Regions from separate parts of the Homo sapiens genome. Here region 2 is linked to region 1. The links are chromatin loops, found by intact Hi-C in ENCODE. Cell type or tissue: tibial artery. All regions are shown on one strand. Links, peaks and the distances in the headings refer to the core of each region. The heading gives the core; the rest is flanking DNA. Region 1 has its middle 210 kb from the start of MIR548F3. Region 2 has its middle 310 kb from the start of MIR548F3.

What was found. Peaks named below come from ENCODE experiments on the same cell type or tissue, not always from the same donor. Only the 100,000 strongest peaks of a DNase experiment are listed, where the experiment ranks them.
Region 2: it touches region 1 in a loop (2.0-fold over the local background); 1 of 110 quality-filtered maps calls a loop at or near these places.

Annotation. Positions count from the first base shown.
Region 1 is chr5:110,299,719-110,311,706 of GRCh38, reverse strand. No RefSeq gene overlaps it. Among named protein-coding and RNA genes, the nearest start is that of MIR548F3, 210 kb to the left of the region's middle. In tibial artery, for the core only: no CTCF peak of the experiment used is centred there; no DNase peak of the experiment used is centred there.
Region 2 is chr5:110,198,567-110,210,554 of GRCh38, reverse strand. No RefSeq gene overlaps it. Among named protein-coding and RNA genes, the nearest start is that of MIR548F3, 310 kb to the left of the region's middle. In tibial artery, for the core only: no CTCF peak of the experiment used is centred there; a DNase peak (open chromatin) is centred at 5,414.

The sequences.
Region 1 (11,988 bases), core at 4,045-9,044:
TATTCTCATACTGAAGTCTGTCTTTCCCCTCAGACTTTTTAATGTTTGTTTTTTATACTTGGACGCCTCAATTTTTAGTCCATAAATATTTATGATTGTTTTGTCTTCTTACTGAATTGACACCTTTGTTACTATGTAGTGAAATTCTTTGTCTCTTTGTACCATTTTAGATTTGTAGTCTATTTTACCTTGTATTAGTATAGCAACTCCTGCTCTTTTTTGATTTCCAGTTGCATGGAACATCTTTTTCCAGTCCTTCACTTTCAGTCTGTGTGTCCAGATAAAGTGGATATCTTATAGGAAGCATATAGATGGTCTTATTTATCCATTTAGCCACTGTATGCCTTTTAATTGGAAAATTGCATCCATTTATATAAAATGTTACTACTGATAAGTAAAAACTTACTACTGCCATTTCTATGCTTGTTTCCTGGTTGTTTTGTAAATTATCTCTTTCTTTCTCCTTTCTTATCCTCTTCCTTAATGGCTAAGTGATTTTCTCTGGAAGTATGTTTTAAACTGTTGCATTTTATCTTTAGCAAATCTATTACAGGTTTCTGCATTGTGGTTACCATGAGGCTTGCAAAAACCATCTTGTAGATATAATGCTATTTTAAAGAGATGACAACTTATCTTAGATAAAAAATAATAGAAACAAAAGGAAAATGAAAAAAAGTCTACACTTTAACTCCATCTCCCCCACATTTTACTTTTATATTCAACTTACATATTTTTATATTACCTATCTCTTAATAGGTTGTCGTAGCTATTATTGTTTCGATGGATTTATCTTTGGGGCTAGAGTTATGAGTGTATTGCACACCACAATTACAATATTAGAGTATTGTGGGTTTGTCCAGTTACTTAATTTTACCAGTGGTTTTATAACTTTAAATGTTCTGTATGTTTTTTGTTTATTATTTTATTTTCGAACATTGGTGTTGTCTTAGTCCATTTTCACAATTCTATAAGGAACTACCTGAGACTGGGTAATTTATAAAGAAAAGAGGTTTAATTGACTCATAGTTCCATATGGCTGGGGAGGCCGTGGGAAAATTACAATCACGGCAGAAGGCTAAGGGGAAGCAAGATATGTCTTACATATGGTTGCAGGACACAGGAGAGGGGTTGAAGTGCCACACTTTTAAACCATCAGATCTCGTGAGAACTCACTATCATGAGGACAGCATGGGGGAACAACCTCCATGATCCGATCACCTCCCACCAGGTCCCTCCCTCGACAAGACATGTGGGGATTACAGTTCGACATGAATTTTTTTTTTTTTTTTTTTGAGACAGAGTTTCTGTCTTGTTGCCCAGACTGGAGTGCAATGGCGTGATCTCAGCTCACTGCAACCTCCGCCTCCTGGGTTGAAGCAGTTCTCCCGCCTCAGCCTCCCGAGTAGCTGGGATTACAAGTGCCCACCACCACTCCCAGCTAATTTTTGTATTTTTAGTAGAGACGGGGTTTTGCAGTGTTGGCCAGGCTGGTCTCTAGCTCCTGACCTCAGGTGATCCACCCGCCTCGGCCTCCCAAAGTGCTGGGATTACAGACATGAGCCACTGCGCCCGGCCTCGACATGAAATTTGAGTGGGGATACAGAGCAAACCATATCAGTTGTTTTATTCTTTCAGCTTAAAGAACTCCGGTTAGTATTTCTTGTAAGACAGGTCTGATGGTGGTGAATTCTCTCAGCTTTTGTTTGTCTGGGAAAGACTTTATCTCTCCTTCATATTTGAAGGATAACTTTTCTGGGTACAATATTCTTGAATGACAGTATTTTTCTTTCAGCACTTTAAAAATGTCATTTCACTTTCCCCTTGCCTGTATGGCTTCCTTTGAGAAGTCTGTTGCCAGACCAACTGGAACTCCTTTTCATTATCTGCTTCTTTTCTCATGCTGCTTTTAGGATTCTCTCTTGTCCTGAACCTTTGAGAACATGATTATTATATACCTTGGGATTGTCTTGTTTGGGTATCTGTTTGGTGTTCTCTGACTTTGCTGTACCTGAATTTTTTATCTTTCTCAAGTTGAAAATTTTTTTGTTATTATTTATTTAAATAAACTTTCTACCCCATCTCTTAATCAATTCCCTCTTGACCATCAATAATTCTTAGATTTAATTCTTTGAGGTAATTTTCTGTATCTTGCAGGAGGTCTTCATTCATTTTTACTTTTTTTCTCTCTCTCTTCTGACTGTGTGTTTCCAAGTAGCCTGTGTTCAATTTTACTGATTCTTTTCTCTGCTTGATTCCTTTGCTGATGAAAGCCTCTAGTGAATTTTTCAGCACAGCAAATGTGTTTCTCAGTTCCGAGGATTTCTGTTTGATTTTTTACATTATTTTAATATCTTTGTTGAGTTTCTCTGATAAATTTCTGAACTGCTTTTTTGTGTTATTTTGGAGGTCACTGAATTTCCTTAAAACTACTACTTTGAATTCATGGTCAGAGAGCTCACATATAGCCATATCAACAGGGTCAGTTACTGGTTTTTTGCTTTGCCCATTTGGAGAGATTATGGTTTCCTGTTTGCTGTTGTTTCTTGTGCATGTATGTCTATGTCTTTGTATTAAAGAATTTATTCTAGTCTTCTCTGTCTTCCTTGTTTTGCTTTTTATTGGATATGTTTTTCACAGAGATCCCTTTGTCTCTTGGTCATTGCCTCCACCCCCAGCCAGATCCTTAAGTCCAGGTTTGCTTTGCCTCTGGTAAATGATTTGAACATTAACCTTTCCAAATGGGGAAGGATTGTAAATAGCATGTCCCAGCAGTGTGAAAAGGCTGGTGAGGGAGTTGCTCCTGGGGACCTATGAAACAAACTTCCTACAGTATGGTGCTGCTAAACAGCCACTCTGATTTGGCATACCTTTGGCTGAGTTATAAAGCAGAGTTTCCAGGACTGGGGATGGTATTTCTGCCTCCCCACTTTTTCTCTGTCTGTTTTCAGGGATATTTCTCCTTTCTGGCACCTGAGATGTTTCTTATGGGTTAAGACAAGGACAAATATTCTGCCAGGGAATTCGAGAAGGTGAGAAAGTTGTTGTCTACCTTGATATCACTTTTTTCAGGGTGAGAGCAGTGAGTTGGGGCAAAATTCTCTGTACATCTGGTACTGGGCAGAATGGGAAGGAGGGGTGTCATGGATGTGGAATTTTGGTTCTCATACAATCATCTCTATGTTTTTTCACTTCTCTGTGGCCCCAGGAATTGTCTTATATTTATGTTTGAGTTTGGGGATATTTCAAGTACTAATCTCAGCACTGTATACTTGTTTTTTGTTTTCTGGGATTATTGATGGGGGCGGTTCAAGCCTGCTTCTATGTGGCCATTTTGGAACTGGAAGTCCCCTCATTTTTAATTGCTCTAGAATGACAGAAAACCCTTAGGAGAGAGAGGGAAAAGAAAGATGGCAGAATAGAATCCACCAATCACCCCCACACCATCACAAGGACAGCAAGTTAACAGCTATCTACATAGAAAAAAAAAACAACTTCGTAAGTATCAAAAAATCAGTTGAGCACTCATAAAAACAGTCCTGAATCACTGATGCCACCCCTTTCCAACACCCAGCAGTGGCAGCATGGTGCAGAGTGTCTCTGGGCCCTGGGGGAGAGAGAACACAGCAATTGTGTGGCACTGAACTCTGTGCTGTCTAGTTAGAGCAGAAAGGAAACCCAGACCAAACTCAGCTGATGCCCACCCATGGAGGGAGCTATTAAACCAGCCCTAGCCAAAGGGGAATCACCCATCCCAGTGGTCCAAACGTGAGTGCCTGCAAATCTTGCTACTGAGGTCTACAGTACTCTGAATCTCCAAGTAAACTTGAAAGGCAGTCTAGGCCATAAGGACTGTAACACTTAGGTGAGTCCTAGGGCTAAACTAGGCCCACTCAGTCCACTGACTGAGGTGGCATGCAACATACTGAGAAACCAACTGGGCCAGCCAAGGGAGTACTGGTATCACTCCTCACCTAACCCCAGGCTGCACAGCTTGTGGCTCCAAATCTTCCCCTTGAGGAGAGGAGAGAGAAGAGTGAGGAGGATTTTGTCTTGCATCTAGGATACCAGCTCAGCCACAGCAGAATAGGGCACCAGTCAAAGTCATCAGGTCCTTGTTCCAGGCACTGGATCCCAGACAACATTTCTAGATACACATTGGGCCAGAAGAGAACCTGCTGCCTTGAAAGAAAGGACCCATTCCTGGTTGCATGCATTGCCTGATAACTGAAGAACCTTTGGGCCCTGAATAACCAGCAGCAATAACCAGGTACTACATCAAGGGCCTTGAGTGAGCCTCTGAGACTTTCTGGCTTCAGGTGAGACTCAGCACATTACCAGCTGTGGTGGTTACAGAGGAAAACTTCTGCTTAAGAAAAGCAGAGGGAAGAGTAAAGGAGACATTGTCTTGCAACTTAGGTACCAGCACAACCTCAGGGGGGCTAGAGTACCAAGGGGAATCTTGGGGTCCCTGATTCCAGGACTTGACTCTTGAATGGCATTTCTGGACCTGCCCTGGGCCAGAGGGGAGTCCATTGCCCTGAAATGTAAGTTCTGGGCCAGGCAGTGTTCATGAAAAGCTGACTTAGGAGACTTTGGGTCTCACGGGAACAAGTAGCAGTAGTCTGGCAGTACTCCTTGGGCCTAGGGTGGCAGCGGCTATGGGGTGAGGCTCCTCTGCCATTAGAAAGGGGAGGGAAGAGTGGAAAAACACTGCATCTTGTGGTTGGAGTGCTAGCTCAGCCACATGACAATAGAACACCAGGTAAACCTCTAAGGTTTTTGATGACTCCCTAACTCCCAGACGGTGCTTCAGGACGCACCCATGGCCTGAGGAACCTCACTGCCCTGAAGGGAAGGGCACAGGCCTGGCTGGCTTTGCCACCTGCTGAATGTAAAGCCCCAGGGCCTTGAGTGAACATAGGCAGTATCCAGGAACATAGGCAGCAGCCAGGAACTGGTCTTGGGTGAGATCCTGTTCTGTACTGGTTTCAGGTCTGATCTAGCTCAGTCATAGTGATTATGGCCACAGGGGTGCTTGTGTCACTCCACCCCCAGCTTTAGATGCCTCTGAAGAGAGAGAGGAGAGAGAGGAGAGAGAGGAGAGAGAGGAGAGAGGAGAGAGGAGAGAGAAGAGAGAGAGAGAGAGAGACTCTATATGTTTGGGGGAAAGTAAGGGAAGATTAAAAGAATCTCTGCCTGGTAATCCAGATAATTCTTCTGGATCTTGTCCAAGACTATCAAGGCAGTACCTCTGCAAGAACCACAGTGTTGCTGGGCTTGGGGTGCTCCTGAAACAGATACAGCTTAGATCATGACACTTAAGTCCTTTCGAATATATAAAAAGCCTCCCCCCAAAAAACAGCTAAATATAAGCCCAGACAGTGAAGACTACAATAAACACCTAACTCCTCAATGCCCAGATAATGAAGAACATCTGCTAGCATCAACGCCATCCAGGAAAACATAACCTCACCAAATGAACTAAAGAAGGCACCAGGGACCAATCTTGGAGAAACAGAGATATATGACTTTTCAGAGAGAGAATTCAAAATAGCTGTATTAAGAAAATTCAAAGAAACTCAAGATAACACAGAGAAGGAATTTAGAATTCTATCATATACATTTAACAAAATGACTGAAATAATTAAAAAGAATCAAGCAGAAATTCTGGAGCTGAAAAGTGCAATAGGCATACAGAAGAATGCATCAGAGTCCTTTAATAGAATCGCTGTAGTAGAAGAAAGAATTAGTGAGTTTGAAGACAGGCTGATATAGAAAATACACAGAGAAGACAAAAGAAAAAAGAATAAAAAACAATGAAGCTTGCCTACAGCATCTAGAAATTCATCTCAAAAGGGCAAATTTAAGAGTTATTCACCTTCAAGAGGAGGTAGAGAAAGAGATGGGGTAGAAAGGTTATTCAAAGGGATAATAACAAAAAACTTTCAAAACCTAGAGAAAGATATTAATATCTAACTACAAGATTATAGAACATCAAGCAGATTTAATCCAAAGAAGACTACCTTGAGGTATTTAATAATCAAATTCCCAAAAGTCAAAGATTAAAAAAAAGATCCTAAAAACAGTAACAGAAAATAAACAAATAACATAAAATGGAGCTTCAATATGTCTGCCAGCAGACTTTTCAATAGAAACCTTACAGGACAGGAGAGAGTGTCATGACATGTTTAAAATCCTGAAGGAAAAAAACCTTTACCCTAGAGCAGTATATCCAGTGAAAATATCCTCCAAACATAAAGAAGAAATAAAGACTTTTCCATACAAACAGAAGCTGAGGAATTTCATCAACATCAGACTTGTCCTACAAGAAATGCTAAAGGGAGTACTTAAATTGGAAAGAAGACATTAATGAATAATAAAGAATCACCTGATGGTACAAAACTCACTGGTAATAGGAAGTACACAGAAAAACACAGAATATCATAACCTTGTAACTATGGTGTGTAAACTACACTGATCTTATGTAGAAAGACTAAATAATAAACCAATCAAAATAATAACTACAACTTTTCAAGACATAGTAAAATAAGATATAAATAGCAAAAACAAAAAGTTAAAAAGCAGGGGGTTGAAGTTAAGGCATAGAGTTTTTATGAGTTTTCTTGATTGTTTGTTTATGCAAATACTATTAAGTTGTTATCAGGTGAAAAGAATGCGTTATAAAATAGTACTTGCAAGCCTCATGATAACCTCAAACCAAAAAAACATACAATGGGTACACAAAAAATAAAAAGCAAAAAATTAAATCATATCTTCAGAGAAAATCACCTTCACTAGAGGAAGACAAGAAGGAAAGGAAAAAGGAAGAAAATAACATAAAAAAAAACCAGAAAACAAACAACAAAATGGCAGGAGTAAGTTTCTACTTATAAACAATAACATTGAATGTAAATGAACTAACCTTGCCAATTAACAGACATAGACTGGCCGAATGGATGAAAAAACAAAACGCATTGAACTGTTGCCTACAAGAAACACACGTCATCTACAAAGACACACAGAGATTGAAAATAAAGGGATGGAAAAAGATATTTTGTGCCAATGGAAACAAAAAAGAACAGGAGTCACTATCATTATATTAGAAAAAAAAGATTTCAAAAGAAAAACTCAGAAGAGACAAAGAAGGTCACTATACAATGATAAAAGGGTCAGTTCAGAAAGAGAATGTAACAATTGTAAATATATAGGCACCCAACACTGGAGCATCCAGATGTATAAAGAAAAGACTGTTAGAGCTAAAGAGGGACATAGGCCCTGATACACTAACAGCTGGTAGCTTCAACATCCAATTTTCAGCACTGGATGACTTCCAGACAGAAAATCAACATAGAAACATTAGACTTAATCTCCACTATAGACCAAAAGGATTTAGTAGATATTTACAGAACATTTCATCCAAAGGTTGCAGAACACACATTTTTTCCTCAGCGTGGATCATTCTCAAGGATAGACTATATGTTAGGTCACAAAACAAATCTTAAAACATTCAAAAAAATTGAAATAATATCAAGCATTTTCTCTGATCACAATTGAATAAAACCAGAAATTAATGAGAAGAATTTTGGAAAGTATACAAATACACAGAAATTAAACAATATATTCCTTAATGACCTGTGGGTCAATAAAAAAATTAAAAAGGAAATTGAAAAATTTTTGAAACAAATGATAATGTAAAGACAACATACCAAAACCAAAGAGATACAGCAAAAGCAGTGCTAATAGGGAAGTTTATAGCTATAACTGCCAACATCAAAAAAGAGGAAAATTTTTAAATAAGCAATCTAACAATGCACTTTACAGAACTAGAAAAGCAAGAGCAAACCAAACCCAAAATAAATAGAGGAAAATAAATAATAAAGATCAGAGTAGAAATCAATGAAGTGAAAAAAATACAAAAGATCAATGAAACAAAAAGTTTTTTTTTTTTTTTAAAGTTAAACAAAATTGACAACCTTTAGCCAGACTAAGGAAAAAAAGAGTATCCAAATAAATAAAATCAGAAATGAAAAATGAGACATTAAAACTGGTAATGCAGAAATTCAAAGGATCATTAGTGGCTACTATGTGCAACTATATGCCAATAAATTGGAAAGTCTAGAAGAAATTAACAAATTCCTAGATACATACAGTCTACCAAAATTGAACAAGGAAGAAATTCAAATCCTGAACAGACAAACAGCAAGTAACAAGGTAAAGGCTGCAATAAAAAGTTTCCCAGAAAATAAAAGCTTGAGACCTGATGGCTTCACTGCTGAATTCTACCAAACATTTAAAGAAGAATTAATACCAATCCTACTCAAACTATTCAAAAATATAGAGGAGGAGGGAATACTTCTAAACTCATTCTATAAGGCCAGTATTATCGTGAAACCAAAACAGAAAAAGACACATTGCAAAAAGGAAACTATACTCCAGTATCTCTGATGAACATTGATGCAAAAAGCCTCAACAAAATAATAGCAAACAATTTTCAACAGCACATTACAAATGTCACACATCATGACTAAGTGGAGTTCATCCTGGGGATGCAAGGATGGTTCAATATAAACAAATCAATCAATGTGTACATTATGTGAGTAGAATGAACGATAAAAATTATATGGTAAAATGATAAAACCATTTCAAGTGATGCTGAAAAAACATTTGATAAAATTCAACATCCCTTTATGTTAAAAACCCTTAAAAAATTGGAGATAGAAGCAACATACCTCAATGTAATAACCGCCATATATGACAAACCCACAGCTAATATTATACTGAAGGAGGATAAACTGAAAGCCTTTTCTCTAAGATCTTCAACATGACAAGGGTACCCAATTTCACCACTATTATTAAACATAGTACTGGGAGTTCAAGCTAGAGCAATCAGACAAGACAAAGATACAAAGAGCATCCAAATTGGAAAGGAAGAAGTGAAATTATTCTTGTTGGCAAATGATATGATATTATATTTTGAAAAATTTAAAGAGTCCAGAGAAAAACTATTAGAACTGATAAACAAATTTATTAAAGTTGCAGGATACAAACTGAACATACAAAAATATATATGCCAACAGTGAACAATTGGAAAAAAACAATAAAAAAGTAATCCCATTTATAATAGCCATTATAATGGCTATTATAAACCAAATAATCCCATTTCTAATAGTTCAAGATCTTACACATAAAATTAAAAAAGTAAGAATTATCTTAATCGAGGAAGTGAAAGATCTCTATAATGAAAATTATAAAACACTGATAAAAGAAATTGAAGAGGACACTAAAAAAATAAAAAAAAAACCTCTGTTTATGGATTGGAAGAATCAATTGTTAAAATGTCTGCACTACCCAAAGCAATCTACAGATTCAATGTAATCCTAATCAAATACCAATGAAATTTTTCACAGAATTAGAAAAAAAACCTAAAATTTATATTAAACCACTACAGACCCAGAATAGCTACATCTCTTCTCAGCAAAAAAGAACAAAACTGCAGGAATCACGTTACCTAACTTCAAATTATACTATAGAGCTATAGTAACCAAAACAGCATGGTACTACCATAAAAACAGACATATAGATTAATGGAAGAGAATAGAGAACCCAGAAAAAATTGCATACATCTACAGTAAATCCATTTTCCACAAAGATGCCCAGAACATATATTTGAGCAAGAACAACCTCCTCAATAAATGGTACTGGGAAAACTGGATATCCATATGTAGAAGAATGCATCTAGACTCCTATCTCTCATCATACACAATAATCAAAGCAAAATAGGCTAAAGACTTAAATCTAAGACCTCAAACTATAAAAATACTAGAAGAAAACATTGTGGAAACTCTCCAGGACATCAGAGTGTGCAAGGATTTCTTGAGTAATACCCAACAAGCATAGGCAACCAATGCAAAAATGGAAAAATAAGATCACATCAATTTAAAAAGTGTCTGCACAGCAAAGGAAACAATCAACAAAGTGAAGAGAACCCACAGAATGGGAGAGAATATTTGCAAACTATCCATATGATGAGGGATTAATAACCAGCATATGTAAGAAGCTGAAAAACTAGGAAAAATCTCTAAATCCTATTAAAAATGGGCAAAAAATCTGAATAGACATTTCTCAGAAGAAGGTGTACAATTAATGAACAGGCATATGAAAAAGGGGTCAACATAATTGATCATCAGAGAAATGCAAGTTAAACTGCAATGAAATATCATCTCACCCCAGTTAAAATGGCTTATATTTAAAAGACAGGCAATAACAAATACTGGCAAGGCTATGGAGAAAAGCAAATTCTCATACACTGTTGGTGGGAATGTAAATTAGTACAACCACCATAGAGAACAGCTTGAAGGTTCCTCAACAAATTAAAAATGGAGCTACCATCTGATCCAGCAATCCCACTGGTGTGCCTATGCCCCAAAGAAAAGGAATCAGTATTTCAAAGAGATATTTGCACTCCCATGTTTGTTGCAGCACTATTTACAATAGCTAAGATTTAGAAGCAACATAAGTGTCCATCAACAGATGAATAGATAGAGAAAATATGGTACATATACACAATGGAGTACTAATCAGCCATAAAAAGAAATGAGATCTAGCCATTTGCAACAGCATGGATGGAACTGGAGATCATTATGTTAAGTGAAACAAGCCAGGCACAGAAAAACAAGCACTGCATGTTCTCACTTATTTGTTGGATCTTAAAATCAAAACACTTGAACTCGTGGACACAGAGAGTAGAAGGATGGTTATCAGAGGCTGGGAAGGGTAGCAAGGGGCTGGTGAAGTAGGTGGGAATGGCTAACCGGTACAAAAAGTGGTTAGAAAGAATGAATAAGACCTACTGTTTCGTAGTACAATAGGATGACTATAGTCAATAATAACTCAACTGTACATCTTAAAATAACTTAAAGAGTGTGATTGGATTGTTTATAACTCAAAGGATAGATGCTTGAGGGGATAGCTACCCCATTCCCCATGATGTGTGTATTTCATATTACATGACTATATCAAAATATCACATGTACTCCATAAATAAATACCTACAGTGTACCCACAATAGTTTAAAAAATAAAAAAGGAAAAAATTGTAAACAAATAACCAAACTCTTGGAAAAACTATAAAGATTTATGCTCGGTCCAGAGCATAAAAAAATGAAGAGAAAAAAGATAAAAAGAATAACAATATAAGGAAAAATAAAATCACCTGGCTCCTTCCCGCTTTCTGTGGTATATTTCATACTTGTAACTCCCAATGAATCATGCCTTGCAGTATTATAACCCTCATGACATCTCCTCCCACATTGACCCTGTACCTGACTATAAGATTTCTTTGCTGTTTAGGACATCAGCAAATGTGATGCAAGCAGAAGCATGTTATGTGCTTGGGAATTAGGGCTTACTCTCTTAGAATACTGACACTACTATGTAAAGCAACTCTGACTGGGCATACATGAGCAGCCAAGAGCCAGGGACCAGCCATCAGATATGTGAGTAAGACCATCTTAGGTCATTGGCTCCAATCAAGCCACCAGATGATTGCAGTCTACACACAATCAACAGAAAATCATTTAGCTGAGCCCAGCACATATTGCAGAATTGTGACCAAACGTGGTTGCTGTTTCAAGATATTAATTGTACATAATAGATAATAATAGGTAACTAAAACATCTATCCAACTTTACCTTCTACTATTTTCCTCACTTCATCTTTGTCTAAGGTTTTCTTGCTCTTCATTGAACATGACAGCACATTTTTGTTTTAAGTTCTGTAACTGGGTGTTACCTCTATCTGGGAAGCCTAGATCCTTACGTGATTCACTTTTTGCATTCAATAGTAATCAAAGGCCACCTATTCAAGGAAGCCTTAACACCACATCTAATATACTCCTATATGCTTTCTCTCCATTTTCTTTTTCACTTCATTTTTCTTGAGAACTTATTTTGAAAACATATGATGTATTCATTGGATTTCTCAGTCATTT
Region 2 (11,988 bases), core at 2,824-7,823, 100 kb after region 1:
AAGAATCAATATCATTAAAATGGCCATACTGCCCAGAGCCACATACAGATTCAATACTATTCTTATCAAACTACCAATGACACTCCTAACAAAATTAGAAAAAACTATTTTAAAATCCATATGGAACCAAAATAAGAGCCCAAATAGCCATAGCAATCCTAAATAAAAAGAATGAAGCTGAAAGCATCACGTTACCTGACTTCAACTCTACTACAGGGCTACAGTAACCAAAAAGGCATAGTACTGGTACCAAAACACACAGGTAGACCAACAGAACAGAATAGAGAGGCCAGAAATAATGCCAAACACCCACAATCATCTGATCTTCCATAAAGCTGACAGAAACAAGCAATGGGGAAAGGACACCCTATTCAATAAATGGTGCTGGGATAAGTGGCTACTCATATGCAGAAGACTGAAATTGGACCCCTATCTTACACCACATACAAAGTCAACTCAACATAGATTAAAGACTTAACTGTAAAACTTAAAGGTATAAAAACCCTGGAAGATAACCTAGGAAATACCATTCTGGACGTAGATGTTGGCAAGGATTTCATTATAAACATGCCAAAAGTAATTGCAACAAAAACAAAAATTAACTAATGGAATCTAATTAAATTAAAGAGCTTCATCACAGCAAAAGAAACTATCAACAGAGTAAACAGACAACCTACAGAATGGGAGAAAATATTTGCAAACTATGTATCTGACAAAGGTCTAATTCAGAATCTGCAAGGAACTTCAATAAGTTTACAAGCAAAAAAAAACCAATCCCATTAAAAAGTGGGCAAAGGACATGAACAGACACTTTTCAAAAGAAAATGCAGCCAATGAGCATATGAAAAAATACTCGACATCACTAATAAGTAGAGAAATGCAAATCAAAACCACAATGAGACACCAAAGGCCTGGTGGGCCTATTCGGATTTTGGAGCCAACACATTCCTAATTTGGGTGTGTTACTCCTGCCCGTTTACTGAATGACCTGAAAAGTTGCCAGTTTTGAGTGGGGTCCAAAACAGGAGATACCATCTCATACCAGTCAGAATGGCTATTATCAAAAAGTAAAAAATTAACAGATGCTGGTGAGGTTGTGGAGAAAGAAAGAATGCTCATACACTGCTGGTGGGAGTGTAAATTAGTTCAGCCATTGTGGAAAGCAGTGTGGTGATTCCTCAAAGAACTTAAAACAGAATTACCATTTGACCCAGTAATCCCATTATTGGGTATATATCCAAAGGAATATAAATTATTCCACCATATATATGGTACCTATCATATGTGGGTACCATATTCTACCACTTGTAGACACATGCATATGTATATTCATCAAAGCACTATTCACAATAGCAAAAACAAGAAATCAACCTAAATTCCCATCACTGGTTAAAAAAAATGATGGTATATATACACCATGGAATACTATAGGAAATATTATACTTCCCTATGTACAGCCATAAAAAAGAATGAGATAATGTCCTTTCCTGCAACATAGATGGAGCTGGAAGCCATTCTCCTTATTAAACTAACACAGGAACAGAAAACCAAATACTGCATGTTCTTACTCATAAGTGGGAGCTGAACAATGAGAACATGTGGACACTAGGAGGGGAACAAAAGACACTGGGGACTCCTTGAAGGGGGAGGATGGGAGGAGGGAACGAATCGGAAAAAATACCTATAAGGCACTATATTTATTACCTGGATGATGAAATTATCTGTACAAACCCCAGTGATATATATATTCTATTAGTTCTGTCCCACTAGAGAACCCTAATACAGATTTTGATACCAGGTTCTAGAGGTTCTAGAGGAGCAGAATATTAAGGATGGAGTTCTTTCATTGGTTTTGGGGTTTCTGGAGTTGGCTGCTTAATATGACTAGACTGAAAAATGCTAAGAACTCTACTTCTAATAGTATGGAGAACACTGATAGTCCTTCATCGGAACTGTTTAGAGAGTAAAACAAAATAAATGCATTTGACACTCCTGATTCAGTGCTTATGACAGACAAAGAGTTTAGTGAAACTATACAGAATACTTTTGACCATAGGTGGAGAACCAAGGAACATAATGAAGCTGGTTGGTTTCTCCTAAGTTCACTGGATAAAGTGATGGAAAAAAATGATGAACTCAGGAGTTCTAACACCCAGCTTCCGAAGCAGATACTGAGCTTCGACTCTTCTAAGATTGCCCTGAGTCAGTGTCTTTTCTCCCGTAGAGAAATAGCTGAAACTGTGGAAAAACAGACACAAGTTCTTATCATGCAAGTGGCTGCCCTGCAACAAAAGGTGGATGTACAGCCTCACCAGGTGTCTACTGTTAAAGTGAGGGCATTGATTGAAAAAGAATGGGACCCTGCAACTTAAAATGGGGACATGTGGGAGGACCCTGAGGAAGCTGGAGACACTGAGCTTGTAAACTCTGATGAAACTTTCTTGCCAGAAGAAACAGCTTCCCCATACCCAGTAGTGGCAACATTCCCTCCAGACCCATGCTGCCATCAGCCTTTCCACCTTTGTCTGAGGAGATAAACCCTGCACTGCCTGAGGTTGAACAGTGATGGCCTTCCCTGAGGCAGCTGCCTGGCAAGATAATTTCGATTCTCCTCAGGAGCCACCCCCAACATTCCTGTTTGCTTCTAGACCTATAATTAGACTTAAGTCCCAGTGGGCCCCTAGAGGGTGAGGTTCAGTGTGTGTCCCATGTGGAGGTGAGCTGCACTTGAAAAGTACTGCTTGAGTTTTCTAATTTATATAAACAGAAATCTGGAGAACAGGCATGGGAATGGATATTAAGGGTGTGGGATAATGGTAGAAGGAAACAAAGTTGGATCAGGCTGAATTTATTGATTTGGGCCTACTAAGTAGGGATTCTGCATTTAATGTTGCAGGTCAGAGAGTTAAAAAAGGTTCTGATAGTTTATTTTCTTGGTTAGCTGAAATATGGATTGAAAGACGGACCACTGTGAGTGAGCTGGAAATACCTGAACTTCCTTAGTTTAATGTAGAGGAAGGGATCCAAAGGCTTAGGGAGATTGGGACTGTAGAGTGGATTAGTCACTTTAGACTTACTCAGCTCAGCTGGGAGGATCCAGAAGCTATACCCTTGACCAATACCTTTCAAAATAGATTTGTGAGGGCAGCACCTGCATCTTTGAAGAGCCCTGTAGTTGCTCTTCTCTGTATGTCAGATCTAACAGTGGTAACTACAGACACTCAACTATGAAATTTAAATACAATGAGAATAATTGAGTCCCGAGGTGGCAGGACCAAGTGGCAGCACTCAACTGTCAAAGGCAAGGTTGGCCATAGCTACTGTAACAGACAGCAGAGGCAAATCAGCAATCAGAATAGTCTGACTTGTGTAGAGCTCTGTCACTGGCTAATTAATCATGGTGTTCCTTGAAGTGAAATTGATAGGAAACCTACTGCATTCCTACTTAATTTATATAACCAGAAAACTTCCAGGTCAAATGGACAAAAGATGAATTTGAATAATAAAAACAGAGACTCACAGCCCCTCAATCAATTTCCAGACTTCAGCCAGTTTACAGAACCAGAACCCCTTGAATAAAGAGGAGACTGGGAACCCTTGAGGAAGGACCCCACTACACTCCTAACAATTTATGCTGTTAATCTTTCTCCCGTCCATGCCCAAGGAGACCTCCAGCCTTTTACCAGGGTAACTTTGCACTGCGGAAAAAAGTGATCGGACATTTGGGGGACTACTGGACACTGGTTCTGCTGACGTTGATTCAAGGGGATCCAATGGGTCATTGTGGTCTTCCATTTAAAGTAGGGGCTCATGGAAATCAGGTAATTAATGGAGTTTTAGCCGAAAAACATCTGACTTACAGTGTGTCCAGTGGGTCCCCAGACTCATCCTGTGGCCATTTCCCCAGTGCCAGAATGTATAATTGGCATACACATACTTAGTAGCTGGCAGAAGCCCCACATTGGCTCCCTGACCATTAGAGTGAGAGATATTATGGTGGGAAAGGTCAAATGGAAGCCATTAAAGCTGCCTCTACCTAGAAAAATCAAAAACAATATCGGATCCCTGGAGCAACTGCAGAGATTAGTGCCACCATCGAGGACTTGAAAGATGCAGGGGTGGTGATTCCCACCACATCCCCATTCAACTCTACTATTTGGCCTGTGCAGAAGACAGATGGATCATAGAGAATGACAGTGGATTATCGTAAGCTTAACCAAATGGTGACTCCAATTACAGCTGCTGTACCAGATGTGATTTCATTGCTTAAGCAAATTAACACATCTAGTACCTGGTATGGAGCCACTGACTTGGCAAATGCATTTTTCTCCATTCCTGTCCATAAGGCCCACCAGAAGCAATTTGCCTTCAGTTGGCAAGGCCAGAAATATACCTTTACTCTTCTACCTCAGGGGTATATCAACTCTCCAGCTTTGTGTCATCATCTTATTCAGAGATACCTTGATCACTTTTCACTTCTGCAAGATATCATGCTGGTCCATTACATGGATGACATTATGCTGATTAGATCCAGTGAGCAAGAAGTAGCAAACACACTGGACTTACTGGCAAGATATTTGTGTGCCAGAGGATGGGAAATAAATTTGTCTGAAATTCAGGAATCTTCTACCTCAGTAAAATTTATAGGGGTCCAGTTGTGTGGGGCCTGTCAAGATATTCCTTCTACAGTGAAGGATAAGTTGCTGCATTTGGCCCCTCCTAAAACCAAGAAATAGGCACAACATCTAGTGGGCCTATTTGGATTTTGGAGGCAATACATTCCTCATTTGGGTGTGTTACTCCAGCCCATTTATCAAGTGACCCAAAAGGCTGCCAGTTTGGAGTGGGGTCCAGAACAGAAGAAGGCTCTGTAACAGGTCTGGGCTGCTGTGCCAGCTTCTCTGCCTCTTGGGCCATATGACCCGGCAGATCCAATGGTGCTTGAGGTGTCAGTGGAAGATAGGGATGCTGTTTGGAGCCTGTGGCAGGCCCCCATAGGTGAATCAGGGTGGAGGCCTCTAAGATTTTGGAGCAAGCCCTGCCATCTTCTGCACATAGCTACTCTCCTTTTGAGATATAGCTCTTGGCCCAATACTGGGCTTTGGTGGCAACTGAATGTTTTGACTATGGGTCATCAAGTCACCATGTGACCTGAACTGCCTATCATGAACTGGGTGCTTTCTGATCCATCTAGCCATAAAGTGGGTCATGCCCAGCAGCATTTCATAATTAAATGGAAGTGGTATATATGTGATAGGGCTCAAGAAGGTCCTGAAGGCACAAGTAAGTTACACAAGGAAGTGGCTCAAATGCCCCTGATCTTCACTTCTGCCATCCTGCCTTCTTTCCCCCAGCCTGCACCGATGGCTTCATGGGGAGTTCCCTATGATCAGCTGACAGACGAAGAGAAGACTAGGGCCTGGTTCATAGATGGTTCTGCAGGATATGCAATCACCATCTGAAATTGGACAGCTACAGGAGTACAGCCCCTTTAGAGGACATCCCTGAAGGACAGTGGTGAAGGGAAATCTTCCCAGTGGGCAGAACTTTGAGCAGTGCATTTGGTTGTGCACTTTGCATGGCAGGAGAAATGGCCAGATGTGTGATTTTATACTGATTCATCAGCTGTAGCCAATGGTTTGGCTGGATGGTCAGGGAAGAAACATAATTGGAAAATCGGTGACAAATAAATTTGGTGAAGAGATATGTAGATGAACCTCTCTGAGTGATCAAAAACTGTGAAGATACTTGTTTCCCATTAGAGTGCTCACCAACGGGTGACCTCAGCAGAGGACAATTTTAATAATCAAGTGGATAGGATGACCTATCCATTCTGTGGACACCACTCAGCCTCTTTCCCCAGCCACCCGTCATTGACCAATGTGTCCATGAACAAAGCAGCCATGATGGTTATGCATGGGCTCAGCAACTTGGACTTCCACCACCAAGGCTGACCTGGATATGGCCACTGCTGAGTGCCCAATTTGCCAGCAGCAGACACCAACACTGAGCCTTTGATATGGCACCATTCTTTGGGGTGATAAGCCAGCTACGTGGTGGTAGGTTGATTATATTGGACCTGTTCCATCCTGGATAGGGAAGAGGTTTGTCCTCACTGGAAAAGACACTCCAAATTTGGGTTTGCCTATCCTGCACGCAATGCTTCTGCCAACACTACCATCTGTGGACTCACGGAATGCTTTATCCACCATCAGGGTATGCCACACAGCATTGCCTCTGACCATGACACTCACTTGATGGCTAAAGAAGTGCAGCAGTGGGCTCATTCTCATGGAATTCACTTGTCTTACCATGTTCCCCATCATCCTGAAGCTGCTGGATTTATAGAATGGTGGAATGGCCTTTTGAAGTTACAATTACAACAACAACTAGGTGACAATACTTTGTAGGGCTGGGGCAAAGTTCTCCAGAAGCCTGTGTATTCAGTCCTAAAAGGGATGAAAATTTAATGGGAAACAAAGACATATGAAGATATATTTACAAAATAATGTTATCTGCAGTGATAGAGATAACACAAGAAACTAGGATGGGATATTTGGAGAGAAAAAAAAAGGAGATATACTATAAGAAGTGAGGCCTGATTTGAATTTTAAATTATGACTCAGAGTGAGTCCAACAAAAATATGAAGTGGTGTTATTTCACCCAGGGAAAAGGAGAGAATTATAAGCAGTTCCTCCTTTTGGAAGAATAAAGTGTGAGTCAGAAAGTAGGATATGAGGACAAGAGGAAAGGGCTAGATCATGGGTTTTTTTAAGCAACATCAAGAGCTTAGGAAACATTGAAAGGTTTTAAGAATGGAAGTGACATAGTCAGTTTTCTACTATGGATAGATAATGTTGCCATCATGAAAAATGGTTTGGAGACCACACTCCTGGGTACCAGTGACAGAACTCTGCCATAGTCCAGATGAGAGACACCAAAGACATAATCTAGGACAAACATAACATAACCAATAGAGAAGAAATAAATTGTCAAATATTTAGGTAATAAAAACAGCAAGACTTGGGGAAGTAATGGCTCTTGATGGTGAAAAAGAGAGTCTGGGATACTTCTTGCATTTTGAGTTTGGTTGGCTGGATGGCCAATGATACAACCAGATAAGAAATGCATGCCAATATTGTCAATATTGCAGGCTAGGTAGATACAAGAATACCTCCCTCCACGAACCATCAATTCTTCATACACTTACCCTTTAAACATAGAAATTCTAGTTAGCTCTATTTTAATTTTTTAAAAAAATCTCCAGAAGCCAGTCAGTCAGTCATGAACTTTGAAGTAAGTCTGAGGGGAGAAAGTAAGAGAAATGTAGAGGAGGAAAGGATCTGGATAAAATATTCCTATATTAAATGCTGGGGTTTTAATATCTACGTAAGGTCAGAGTTTGTAGGGCGTCTGTCTGGGTATTGTAGGAAACCAGATCTAGTCTTGGGTAAAGCTAGAAACAGGGATAATCACCGCCATGTCCCTGAACTTGGACCTAACCAGGACCTGGATCTACTGCCAGTTACACTAGAAACTTCTCAATTATTCTTTGTAAATTTTGTTACTTCTGAATTGCTCAAAAAAGATGATGGAAGAGCCCATCTACATTTTAGAGATAAAACTGTTAAGTTTAATTTGAAACATACTGAGTTTGTGGAGTGGTCCAGACATCTAAATGTCCCAAATTTCCAGCAAGTTTACCTTACCTAGGGAAAATTGAAGAAAATAAAAGTAGCCTAAAGATAATGCTTCGGGAGTCATCAAGGAAAGGGCTGAAGTTAGATAATATAACGACAAAAGAATATGTAGAAAAAGAGCATTGGGCAAAGGTCAGAAGCCTGGGGTTCAACAACACTTACCAAATAAGGGAAAGCATACATTGTCACTGTAGAAAATGTTCACTGGAATTGGCAATTAGACAGTAACTAATAATTTCTAATAGTAATTTCCAAAGTGGAGGAAGCTGAAAGCCAATCACAGGGATTAGGGAGTGAAAAATAAATGGAGGACTAGAATATAGTTAATATTATAGAAAAAGAAGAATAAGAATAGAGCAAGATACATTTACACAACATGGAGAGCTGCAAAGCTAAATAGTGTCAAGTGGTAGATACAGTGTCAAGGTAGGGTAGTTTGAGAATGAAAGACACTAGAGTTTCTCAATAAGTGAGAAAAATGAGCCAGTGAAAATAAATTAATGATGTATAAAAGAGAAATGCTAACAAACCGAACCAGGTTTGTAAGGATGAAGGAGGTGAATTTAAGGAAACAGATGAAGAAATGAGCTGTGATAATGAGAGACCTCTTATTTTTAAGAATTGGAGGAAAATCTGTCAAATGATTATAAGCACAGATAAGCCTCCTACGGGGACAAAAGGTTATTCAAAAGGGAGTGTATAAGGAGCCCCTGAAGCAATCAAGGATATTTGAAATGTATCAACCCCAAAAGAATGCTTTGCATGAGAAAAGTCTATTTATTTGAGCAAATAGTGATATCATCTCAGCCATGCTATATCCAGTATATCAAGAAAATGTTAGTATTTAAAAACATTCACAAAATATGTGTAAGTCTCATGGGTAAAATTAACTTTACCAGTAAAAAGTCTGCATAGGAATGCAAAGTTTTATTTTCTAAGTATACCTTTCCCAAAGGGACTGACTTTCATAGAAAATAAAGAGTTGGACCATGGTGAATCATGGACCCTGAATCTTACAAGATTGGTCTTACAAAATAATATCCTTTCTCCAGTTAAATATTATGTTATATAATGGAAGTGCTGTTTATGTCAAGAAGCATTGTTTTTGCATGTTGGTGGGTATATGAACATATGGAAGAAAACAAGGGATGGAATAAAGTCCTGTCTTTCTTCATCTCTGTTTCTTACTGTGGAAATTACAGCAAAAAGATGCCAGCTACAATCTCAGCCATTGCTGCAGAAATGGTTTCTCTTTTAACTCTTAGAAGACCTAACTGCACTATTTCTCTGTATTGAACTTCCTTTTTCTTCAGCTCAGATACATAGATACATCCCATTATTTAGACTTGTCCTGAAATCCCTTCTATAGAGAAGGGGAGGCTTCCTTGTTTGCCCACAGTTAAGCAACTTCATCCATTAATGCAGAAGACATATATGTAAAACTACACACAATAAAGGACAATGCAAACAGATTAAAATGATCATTTCTTTGTATTGGCAAATAGCATTTTTAGTTACTAAAAACATAAGATGCTTCACCCCCCTTTACCTAGTGTGTGACTCTTTGACACATAGCGTCAGTAAATGAGGCAGTTTACTGACATGATTACAATTTTAAGTCTATCAATTATACTGCTGTTTTCTTTACTCAGGTGAATTGTTTATGACAGGAAAAAGTGTTAGCAGTGAATGTAAAACAAACATGTTGGTAGGTTAAATATTTGTTCTTCGGTGAAACTCTCTCTTCTATTATTATGGTGGTCTATGAAAAATCAACAATTTAGTTGGGGATTTGGGGAGATTCTCTTAATTTAATAAGAATGATATATTGCTGTTCAAGTCACACACTTAGTCCCAGTCTGTATGCCTGGGGTTTTCTAGAGCACGACTTCATACCACTTTCTGTACCACCACACACCCAAAGCAGGAATTAATTCATTCTGGACACAAACAGTTTTCTACAACTCGCTATTTTGAAGTGATCAGGTATTAAGTAGGTTTCCTGTCCAAGAGTTAATTCCTCATTGTGCCCCCTGCCATGGAGTGCTGTGAGTCTGAGATATGGTACCCTGACCAAAAGGGATTATGTGAACAGACATTTTACAGAAATAATGACTTATGAGTGCCAGCCTCATTTCCCCTTGCCTGGTGATACCCTCATAAAGGCCATTTAGAAAGGGTTCAGCAGTTTGCAAGATACAGAGTTTGAGTTCTAAAACATCCAAAGATGAGTACATGTCACTTTTTCTTCTCTGGAGCATTTCTAATCACAATTTTGTTACTGCAGCCTCTATGCTGAATGAGATAAACCTATCTGAAAGTTTAAAAATAGCATCTTGTGAGCTACTTCTCTGTCTTGTGAGGTTCCCACAGGAAAGCTATTGAATGATTTGCAGCTTATCACAACCAGTATCATCATAGATAGGGGGATTGTTTTTTAAACCTGGAAGAATCCAGATTGACAGTGTTTGTGGCTAGGGCCTTTGATTTAGGATTATACTCCTGGTAAGAGAGCTACTAAAGTGGCAGTGAGTCTGTGGGCCTCCGCCTTCCACGAAGCATTGGAAAGTAAATTTCTCAATTTGAGCTGAGAAGAGCAGTGTATGGATTCAACTCTGGCCACCATCCTGTAGGCCACAGAGTTTTTCTAACAGCAATAAATTAGGTATAACCAACATCTCTGCCTCCTGAGTAGCAATGCCTCCAATGGTTTGACTGAAAATGAGCAGAAAGTTACTAGTTCTTTAGTGCTTCCTAAATTTCACCATTTATAAAGCTGAAGCATTCTATTATTCTCTTTCTGAGTCTGTTATTTATGTGTCATTTCTAGAAATAAAATATGGGAGTATAAAAAAAGGGGAAAAGGACTTTGTTTCTCTCCATGTCCCAGTTATCAAGTCTTGCTATCATTACTGAGACAGACAAATGCAATATTTATATCCATTATTTTCAGTTTATTCCTTTAAGAAAACTTTAGTAATTTATTCTATCACAATTCTTGAGGCTAAAAGTCCAAAATCAAGATGTCAGTGGGGCCATGCTCCCTCTGACACTCTGGGTAGAATCCTTCTTGCCTCTTCCTAGCTTCTGGTGGTGGCTAGCAGTCCTTGGCTTGCAGCTGCATCACTCCAATCTCTGCCTGCATCATCACTTGGAGTTCTTCCTCAGTGTCTTCATATGATCCTCCTATGAGGACACCAGTAACATTACATTAAGGGCCCACCCTACTCCAGTATGACCTCATCTTAATTAATTAGATCTACAACAACCCTTTATCCAAAGAAACTCACATTCTGAGGTCCTTGGGGTTAAGAATTCAACATATTTTGGGGGAAACACAATTCAACCCATAACAGGGAGATAAGGCAAATGTGCAAATTTGTATAAATGTGCAAATGTGAGAGAAGTCAGTGTTCCTCCAGAGCCCTCCCTTCCCATTCCCTCTCTGTGTTTTCCTTAGAGGCTGCACACTTTTGCATTTCCACCAGTAGTGTGCAAGAGTTCCAATTTCTCCATATCCTCACCAATACTTGTTATGTTTGGAGATTTTTTTACAAATAATATTTATCCTGACAGGTGTGATGGGATATCTCATTGTGGTTTTACTTTTCGTTTCCTTGATAACTGGTAATGTTGAGCAAATTTTCACATGCCTGTTTGCCATTTGTATGTCTTCTTTGGAGATATGTCTATTGAAGTTCAAGTCTAGTCCATTTTTTTAAACAGATTATTAGCTTTTTTTTTTTTTGATATTGAGTTGTAGGATTTCCTTATGCATATCGAAGAGAAACTCATTATCAGATATATGGATTGTAAATATTTTCTCCCATTTCATGGTTGTCTTTTCACTCTGTTAATTATTTCCTTTGTTGTGCAGAAACTTTATTTTTATGGTCAATTTCACATTTATCTTGTTAATTTTAATTTGTTTTGTTTTGTTTTTTGAGATGGAGTCTCGCTCTGTCGCCAGGCTGGAGTGCAGTGGCGCAATCTCAGCTCACTGCAACCTCTGCCTCTCGGGTTCAAGTGATTCTCCTGCCTCGGCCTTCCGAGTAGCTGGGACTACAGGTGCCCACCACCACGCCCGGCTAATTTTTTGTATTTTTAGTTTCACCATGTTGGCCAGGATGGTCTCAATCTCTTGACATCATGATCCACCCACCTCGGCCTCCTAAAGTGCTGGGATTACAGGCGTGAGCCACCGCGCCAGGCCTAGTTTTAATTTTTGTAATTGTAAATGGACAAATTATAGTTGTATATATACTTATATGTACAAAATACACTTGT